Linked DNA regions of Homo sapiens: regions 1 and 2 are each linked to region 3. The links are chromatin contacts, found by Hi-C or POLR2A ChIA-PET in ENCODE. All regions are on one chromosome and are shown on one strand. Each heading gives the region's core, a stretch centred on a gene start or an enhancer-like site at or near the end of the contact. The rest is flanking DNA. Distances are from core to core; before and after follow the strand shown.

Region 1 (2,700 bases), core at 111-2,610, 850 kb after region 3:
TTTTTTTTTTTTTTTTTTTTTTTTTTAAGAGACAAGATTCACTGTGTTGCCCAGGCTGGCCTCGAACTCCTGGGCTCAAGCAGTCCTCCTGCCTCAACCTGCTGGAACTATAGGCACATGTTACCAGTGGGCCCAGCTGCTGGGATTGGCACTTTTTTTTTTTTTTTAGTCAGAATCTCACTCTGTTGCCCAGGCTGGAGTGCAGTGGTGTGATCCGGCCCGGCTAATTTTTTGTATTTTAGTAGGGACAGGGTTTCACCATGGTGGCCAGGATGGTCTCGTGATCCACCCGCCTGGACCTCCCAAAGTGCTGGGATTACAAGGCATGAGCCACTGCGCCTGGCAGTTTTGTGAACTTGAACTGTGGACTTTATCTGTCCTGATTGTGTTTCTCATTCATTCAGCAATTATTATTTTTTGAGATGGAGTTTCGCTCTTGTCACTCAGGCTGGAGTGCAACAGCGCGATCTTGGCTCAATGCAACCTCTGCCTCCCAGGTTCCAGCTATTCTCCTGCCTCGGCCTCCCAAGTAGCTGGGATTACAGGAATACACCACCACACCCGGATAATTTTTGTATTTTTTTAGTAAAGACGGGGTTTCACCACGTTGGCCAGGCTGGTGTCTAACTTGGGATCTCAGGTGATCTGCCCACCTGGGCCTCCCAAAGTGCTGGGATTACAGGTGTGAGCCACCGCACCCGGCAGTTTTGTGAACTTGAACTATGGGCGTTATCTGTCCTGACTGTGTTTCTCATTCATTCAGCAATTATTGTTTTATTTATTTTTTGAGATGGAGTTTCACTCTTGTCACCCAGGCTGGAGTGCAATGGCACCATCTCAGCTCAATGCAACCTCTGCCTCCGGGTTCCAGCTATTCTCCTGCCTCGGCCTCCCAAGTAGCTGGGATTACAGGAATGCACCTCCACGCCCGGCTAATTTTTGTATTTTTTTAGTAAAGGTGGGGTTTCACCATGTTGGCCAGGCTGGTCTCTAACTCCTGACCTCAGGTGATCTGCCCGCCTGGGCCTCCCAGAATGCTGGGATTACAGGTGTGAGCCGCCGCACCCAGCTCATTCAGCAATTATTTTATCAATGTTCAATGTGCCCAGCATTATTCTAGGCTCTAGGGAAATAATCCATTGACAAAGCAGGGTCTACCAATGGGCTTGTCGGAGATTGCTGGGAATGGTTGATGGGGGCCAGTTTGCAGTTGGGGTGAGGTGGCTTTCCTTGAGGCAGCCTGGCTGAGTGAAGTCGACTTTGCTGACCAAGAAGGCTCCTCCCAGGGGTGGGGAAGCCTCGGCAGGGGGCGGCATGTGAGCGCCAGAAGGCAGGGATTTCACGGAAATGAAAGTGGAAGCAAACAGCCTGCGAGCAGAGCCTCCTGAGGTGTATTTCGGGTCTTGCTGGGGCTGAGAGAGACCACAGCCCTTTGGGGGGTACAAACAAGAGTTCAGTTGCTGTGAATTCTGCCACTGTGCCCAGCTCTGAAGCCTCAGCTCTTGCCAAACAGACCCGAGACCCATGTCAGCCCCACTGGATGCCGTAAGTGAGGAGGAGGGAGTTGGGAAGTGGGGAAACAGGAGTAATCCTCTTGGCTAGGAACCTGCAGATATCTCAGGGCCTGGCAGCCAAGCCTCACCCTGCCCATCTCAGACCTGCTGAAGGGCTGGGGAGAAACACAGGGCTGGGGTTGCCTCTGCAAGAGTTGGTTCCCTAACCTATTGCCTCAGACAGGAGGAGCTCATTAAATCCTGTGTGTGTACACTTCTCTGGAGAGAGAATCTGTAGTTTCCATCAGATACTCAGCGGGTTCTGTGACCCAAATAACAATTGTTCTAGGCCGGGCGTGGTGTCTCACGCCTGTCATCCTAGCACTTTGGGAGGCCTTGGCAATACAGTGAAAATCCGTCTCTACTAAAATACAAAAAATTAGCTGTGTGTGGTGGTGTGCGCCTGTAATCCCAGCTACTTGGGAGGCTGAGACAGGAGAATCACTTGAACCTGGGAGGCGGAGGTTGCAGTGAGCCGAGATTGCATCACTGCACTCCAGCCTGGGTGACACAGCGAGACTCTGTCTAAAAAAAAAAAAAAAAAAATTAAACTAAAGGAATTAGGCTGGGTGTGTTGGCTCACACCTGTAATCCCAGCCAGCACTTTGGGAGGCTGAGGCGTGTGGATCACTTGAGGTTAGGAGTTCGAGACCAGCCTGGCCAACATAGCAAAACCCCATCTCTACTAAAAACACAAAAATTAGCCAGGCATGGTGGCACACACCTGTAATCCCAGCTACTAGGGAGACTGAGGCGGGAGAATTGCTTGAACCTGGGAGGCAGAGGTTGCAGTGAGCCGAGATTGTACCACTATGCTCCACTCTGGGCAACAGAGGGAGACTGTCTCTCACACACACACACACACAAAATTTATATATATATATATATATATATATACTATAAGAATTATACTTTAAGAATCACACTAGGTAATCCATAGATTAACACGGTAAAAACTTATCCCACTGCTTAGCACCTACAGAGCATTCAATATGTGTTTCTTCTTAATATTATTATTGCCAACCTTTTCAGAACCCCAGTTCCCCAAGGACAATCCCTTTTTTTTTTTTTTTTTTGAGACGGAGTCTCACTCTGTCTCCTAGGCTGGAGTACAGTGGCATGATCTCGGCTCACTGCAACCTCTGCC
Region 2 (2,750 bases), core at 209-2,708, 830 kb after region 3:
TGTTGAGTGATTGAATATTGGCTGGAAAGGAGGCAAGGACAATCCCAGCTGTAACCTGGGTACATGGAGAGAAGAAGCAGGCCACTTTCCACACACCCACCTTGATATCCTCCTTGGTAAGCCGCGGCCAGGCCACCTTTTCCTTCCATTTTCTCACAAAACAAGTAATAGAGCGGGAAGAGCGCTTATCCTGGGAGTCCTGCCAGATAGAGAGCCTCATTCTTAGGGTCTGGGGTTTAGAATTAATCTCCAGTTTCCCTGGGCAGCCCGGTTTCCATCCAAACCTTACTGTCCCATTTCACCCTTACCTTGGAGTTCACTTTGGCATAGAACTCAATCTCATTGTACAACTCCACTCCATCGGCATTCTTGCAGCTGAGGAGACAATGAAGCTGAGGAGATGCGGAATACTCCGTGTGGGGACATTAGGAAAGGGGTAGATTCCTGGGAAGCCAGGCCCTCGGACGGCAGGGCCACTACCTGAACACAATGCGGTGATCCTCAATAAGCACGTGGACATCGGTGCTGTCCTCAACACAAAACTCCATGAACACATACCTGGGCCTGTCGTACCACAAGGTCCGGGCGTGCTGCCTGAAGAGAAGTTGAGGTGTGGCTTCATAGGGGTGGGAGAGGGAAGACTGAGGTCATTTGGGAAGGGACTACCCAGGGACCTTTGATGCCACAGTTTTTTCAAAGTGGAGCTAAATGAGACAGAAGGGGTGAAAGGGAAGGGAATGACAGGAGTGGGTGGGTGTGGTGAATGTGAACCTGGGAAGAATAGAACGTGCAAGACTAGGAAACTAGGAGGTCAGGGAGAACATTCAGGTCACACCTTCCCTCACCCCACAGTTACAGAGACCAGGGGTCCGGGGCTCCCGTGGGGCCTCACAGAACCTGGAGCGCCCAGAAGACTTGGAGCAGGGAATCTCCAGGGAAAAGGGCCAGGGGGAGCACCGGAGCCGGAAACACTCACCGTGCCATTGCGGCTCCCGCTCCAGGGTGGCATTTAGAGTTCCAGGCAGGGGCCGCTATCTTTAGATCCTGGGGACGCCCCCAGCAGCTGCCTCTCCTTATATGGTCGGGAGAGCAGTTGAGAGGAAGAGAGAACATGACCTGGCAGCCAAGGGATCTGCACTCTGGAGATACTCTGGGACAGCTTCATCCTTGCAGCCCTTCACCGTGGGGTCTTCAGAAATGCATAGACTATGAAGAGACAACCCATCTGCTGGAACCAGGGCAAAGGCTGCCCTAGACGCTACACACAGGGAATGACTTTTCCCCGGTATCATTCACCTGTTTCTCCGACGCTTACTGCTCAGTGTCTGATTCACAATAGGCGCTCAATAAAACATTATTGTCCTGAATTAAATTCCCGGGGAAGGCGCGCCCTCGGGGACTTGGGTACTTCAGGCCCCGCCCACCACTCCCCTGGGGTTCCAGGCCACCGCGCCGTTGCCATGGCAGCAGGGGGGCGCGGCTGACGTGCGGTGGTGTTTCCGGGAAGATGGCGGCTGTCGAAGCGGCTGCAGAGCCGGTAACGGTGGTGGCGGCTGTTGGGCCAAAGGCGAAAGACGAAGAGGAGGAGGAAGAGGAGCCGCTGCCACCGTGCGAGGCGGTGCGCTGGGCCCCAGTGGGGGCGGTGGCGGAGGCCCGGCCTGGGGCAACCGCGTTTTTAGAAGAGGCGACGGCCGAGGAGCCTGGCGCGGCCCCGGGCTCCCCGCCGGATTCGCCGGGCCGGACGCTGCGGCGGCTGCGGGCAGAGCGGCGGCGGCTGGACTCGGCGCTGCTGGCGCTGTCCTCGCACTTCGCGCAGGTGCAGTTCCGCCTGCGCCAGGTGGTGCGCGGGGCGCCGGCGGAGCAGCAGCGCCTTCTGCGGGAGCTCGAAGACTTCGCCTTCCGCGGCTGCCCTCACGTCCTAGGTTACGAAGGGCCCGGCGACCCCGCCAGCGATGAGGGCGATGGGCTGCCAGGGGACCGGCCATGGTTGCGGGGCGAGGACCAGGTGAGTGGCTGGAGCCGGGCCGCGAGGAATATGGGAATAGTGGGGTCGTGTGGGTGGCGATCCAGACCCGGATGATGGTGCATGCGGGGAGAAGCCTCCCCGACTCGGTCGGTGAGTACGTGTGTCGGAGACCAGGGGACTGGAGTGCGGGGCCGGCTGAAGGGCAAGAGGACAGAGGCCTGGGAACCTGAGGGTGAGCGGTGTGCACGGAGGATGTGGAGAGATGTCGGTGCGTGATGACGTGAGTGGTAGAGGAGCGGTGAGCGAAGTGAGTCGTTGAGAGGGCAGCAGAGCAGCCAAGAGCAGTGCTGCGCCCACTCACCTTTCCCTCACGTATCTCAGTCTTGAACACTTTGGCTGCTAGAGGACCCCGACTCTGGGGATTGGGAAAATTGGCAAAGGAAAGGAAAGTGAGTTGGAATCCGTGGAAATTTAGGTTAACTCCCTGTCCCTGCTTTCCTGAAATCTAGGCAGTCTTTACACTTCTTTGGGTGGGAGTTTGGATTAACAGCAGGGTCTCTTAGTAACTGAAATAAACACAACTCTTGATTAGATAAATTTCCTAATGTTGGAATTTTTCCTTTTTAAGAGACGGGAGGGTCTTGGTATGTTGCCCAGGCTGGTCTCGAACTCCTGGTCTCAAGCCATCCTCCCGCCTCAGCCTCAGGACTACAGGCGTGTGCCACCGTGCAGGCTATAATGTTGAAATTTTTAAACTCTTCCTCCATCCTGCTTAATCATTAGG
Region 3 (3,019 bases), core at 144-2,643:
AAGTTCCCACAAACTGCACGGCTTTCCGTCCCTTCCTCCACTGTAGATAGCAAGGGTCAGTCATGGCCTCAGAGCCAGGCTACTCCTCGTTAAGGTACAGTCTCCGGCCTGTACTTTGGCCACATAACAAAGCTTGGTCTGAGACAGCAGCTATTTCACACACCTAAGCCCCAAGCAACAGACAAGGATCAGTCAATATGGTTGAGGGAACCTGCACTTTCTGGCATGTATCGGAATTCCTCAGGCTACAATTAAAAATCCAGAACTGCCATTGTGATCTTGACTTAGTCCTCAGTAATAAGTCCAAGCCCTGAAGGGATTGCAGACAGACCCTGGCGTGGTGTGGACCTGTTGCTCAGGGAGGTGTATGTGTGTGTGTTTGGGAGTGGGAAAGAGATGGCCCTTCAATTCCAGACTCCTCATTTTGGGTCTTATTCTCCTCCCTATAGACACACGGACAGCAGTCCCAAGAAAAGCAGTCCCTTTGAGGCGGCTGGGAAACCACTCACGTGCTCTGGGAGGACAGAGCTGAGCCTGGAGCAAGGGGGGAGGGGAAAGAAGATAATGAATGGGCACATCCACCCTGATCTGTGATCTGTAGCTAGGATTGAGCAAACCTCAGCTAAATTCTTCAGAGGCAGAAAGAGAGAGACACTCAAAGAACAACATAACTAGAGGACAGGGCTGGGAGACAGAAGGGGCAAAACAGGAAAACAGCTCATTTCTAGTAAGTGACTTTAAACTCAGCTGAGGTCCTGGTTGGTTCTCTGGCTTGAGGAAAGAGAGGAAGTAAGGAGTTGCGGGAGCGCACACACACTTCTGTGCGTGTGGAACGGTCTCACCCAGACGACCCCCCTCCCCCAAAGGAAATCGAGATATTCCTCTAGGGCTAGAGGGGACAACTGGTTTTGTGGGACAGGAGGAAGGAAAACGGCGACAGACAGCACTCCCTGTCACTTCTAAAAGAGAAGAGGGACAGGTTCCTTCACACCTAGCAAAGATCCTCCGATTCTGGAAGCAGGGGGAGCGGAACTTAGGGTACCTCTCTCCCACAACTAGAATGGACAGGCCAGAGGACAGTCATAGCGGTTTCCTTAAGGCTCACCAAAGGCAGGTAAGCTAAGGAAAGAAGCTCCCCACCTCCTATGGCCCGACGCCTGGGGAGCCCCTCAAGAGGGGGCTACGGGTCGGGGGAGGGGTCAGTATCCCCCTAAACTGGGGCTGGGCGGGAGGAAGGGCTGCCCTGGAGATGCTTCAACGCAGGCGAGACACCAGGTCCTGGGACAAGCATACTCACGGCGGCTCCGGGGCGGCGGCGTTACTTGGGGCCGGGGCTCGGACGGGATCCGCTTCTCTCCCCGCCGGCGGTGTCCCAGGCTCCGGCCTCCACTTCCGCCTTTCAGCCGCTCCGGATCCGGATCTCCACCTCCGCCCCGCCCCTCAATACTCCCAGGTGATTGACAGTGCGGAGACCAATGGGAGGCACTCTTGGCCGACCTACCCAGCGGCGCCGGTAGGAACGCGGGAGTGGCGGTAGGGAGCGCGCGAGGGATCGCGGGACTTGTAGTTCGCAGCGCTGGGAGGAGTCAGTGGCTGCCTGGGACTTGGGCTTAGGGTGGAGCCGGCTGACTGCGAGGCGGAGCCCGGCCGGAACTTTTTTTTTTTTTTTGAGACGGAGTCTTACTCTGTCGCCCAGGCTGGAGTGCAGTGGTGCGATCTCACTGCAACCTCTGCCTCCCGGGTTCAAGCGATTCTCCTGCCTCAGCCTCCCGAGGAGCTGGATTATAGGCACGCACCACCACGCCCGACTAATTTTTGTATTTTTTAGTAGAGACGGGGGTTTCGCCATGTTGGCCAGGCTGGTCTCGAACTCCTGACCTCAGGTGATCCGCCCTCTTCGGCCTCTCAAAGTGCTGAGATTACAGGCCTGAGCCACCGCGCCCAGCCTACGGCCGGGAACTTTTTAAGGCTAACCCTGCCATCCGCGTCACCGCCGGTTCCGGACGCCCCGAGGGAAGGCGGGTGGTGGAGCGTTGGAAGAAGGCAGAGGATTGTGTGTGCAGAATTGGGAAAGAAAAAACGTGGTGCGAATGAATATGCACGCGAGGCCTCAGTCCTGTGAACTCGCTGATCTGGAGAAGCCCTTGTCTGCACTGTCCGCCCGATTGCCAGGGGCGTCTGTGATTGGGAAGGTGAGGAAAGCGCTGCAGGAAGAGTTCTCTGCAGGATGCTGGGTGAGATCAAAGGGAGAGCTTCTGCCACCACCTCCTACTTGGTGTGTGCGGGGGCCGGCACAAAGACCATCTCTGCCTCTGCCTTCCCCTGCTCCTAGCCAGGGTCAGCTCTTCTCTCTGACGCGGAATACAGAGCTGGACAACCTCTGCCTCGGCCCTCTCCATCCGTAAATAAAGACTAGAACCACCCCCACTCTGCACTCTCCCCCTCTATGGATCAGGAATATTTGTTTTTTCTGCTCCTCTCAATATGGACTGGGCCCGCTCCTGATTCCTCCCACCCTTACCTCTCAACACAAACCAGTACCTCCTCTTCTTTTGCATCTCATCCTCAAGGGACACTACTGAAAACCTGTGTGGAATCAAAGCTCACCGGAGACAGCTGTGGCCATTGTGCCTATAACGCCAACACCAGGCATATCCTGGAGCCTCAGCTGGAGAATTTACCTGTCTTGGACAACCTGCCACAAAACTGTGCCCACATCTAGTTCCATCTGGTCATCAGGGCGTCTCTCTTTCTTACACCCATAACACACAATCCCCACTTCCGCGCCAGTGTTCATGAGAAGTGAAAAGGAAGAGGGAAGAGAGGGCTTGTTGGGAGGACAGAGGGGATGGGGCAGAGTGGGATTCCTAGCAGGTTCTGGCTGGTGACAAGCTCTTCCCCCAGCCCCCTTGCCATACCCAGTTCTGGAACAGTTCCTTATACAGGAGGGATGGGTAGTCCCCTAGGCCCACCTTTCCAAGGCTGGAGGTGGGCCAAAGCCAGGACTCTGTCCTTCCCA

The links. Hi-C counts contacts between places; a loop is a spot of excess contacts on that map. ChIA-PET counts read pairs that join two places held with the same protein, here RNA polymerase II (POLR2A). Pooled maps may share reads with other maps.
Region 1: a pooled map shows a loop between it and region 3 (3-fold over the local background). The contact joins the promoter of IFI35 here to the promoter of RAB5C in region 3. A Hi-C loop is called at or near these places in 2 of 168 maps with a recorded cell type or tissue (CD8-positive, alpha-beta T cell and cardiac septum) and 8 of 50 pooled maps. POLR2A ChIA-PET finds 5 or more read pairs at or near these places in 1 of 52 experiments (MCF 10A).
Region 2: a pooled map shows a loop between it and region 3 (5-fold over the local background). The contact joins the promoter of PTGES3L-AARSD1 here to the promoter of RAB5C in region 3. A Hi-C loop is called at or near these places in 2 of 168 maps with a recorded cell type or tissue (CD8-positive, alpha-beta T cell and cardiac septum) and 8 of 50 pooled maps. POLR2A ChIA-PET finds 5 or more read pairs at or near these places in 1 of 52 experiments (MCF 10A).

The regions. Positions count from the first base shown.
Region 1 is chr17:43,005,424-43,008,123 of GRCh38, forward strand. IFI35 (interferon induced protein 35) reads left to right here and starts at 1,361. Exons shown (of 7, transcript NM_001330230.2): 1 at 1,361-1,545. The coding sequence starts at 1,525. RefSeq lists an enhancer at 1,221-1,530.
Region 2 is chr17:42,979,070-42,981,819 of GRCh38, forward strand. It overlaps PTGES3L-AARSD1 (PTGES3L-AARSD1 readthrough), which reads right to left and starts at 1,459. Exons shown (of 17, transcript NM_001136042.2): 1 at 977-1,459; 2 at 481-594; 3 at 309-375; 4 at 101-199. The coding sequence starts at 1,113. PTGES3L (prostaglandin E synthase 3 like) reads right to left here and starts at 1,011. Exons shown (of 7, transcript NM_001261430.2): 1 at 977-1,011; 2 at 481-594; 3 at 309-375; 4 at 101-199. The coding sequence starts at 984. RUNDC1 (RUN domain containing 1) reads left to right here and starts at 1,496. Exons shown (of 5, transcript NM_173079.5): 1 at 1,496-2,005. The coding sequence starts at 1,508. RefSeq lists an enhancer at 1,423-1,492 and a silencer at 1,563-1,812.
Region 3 is chr17:42,153,596-42,156,614 of GRCh38, forward strand. RAB5C (RAB5C, member RAS oncogene family) reads right to left here and starts at 1,394. Exons shown (of 6, transcript NM_004583.4): 1 at 1,298-1,394. It overlaps RAB5C-AS1 (RAB5C antisense RNA 1), which reads left to right and starts at 805. Exons shown (of 3, transcript NR_187282.1): 1 at 805-1,114; 2 at 1,404-1,513; 3 at 2,173-3,019. RefSeq lists enhancers at 846-1,466, 1,376-1,670, 1,553-1,662.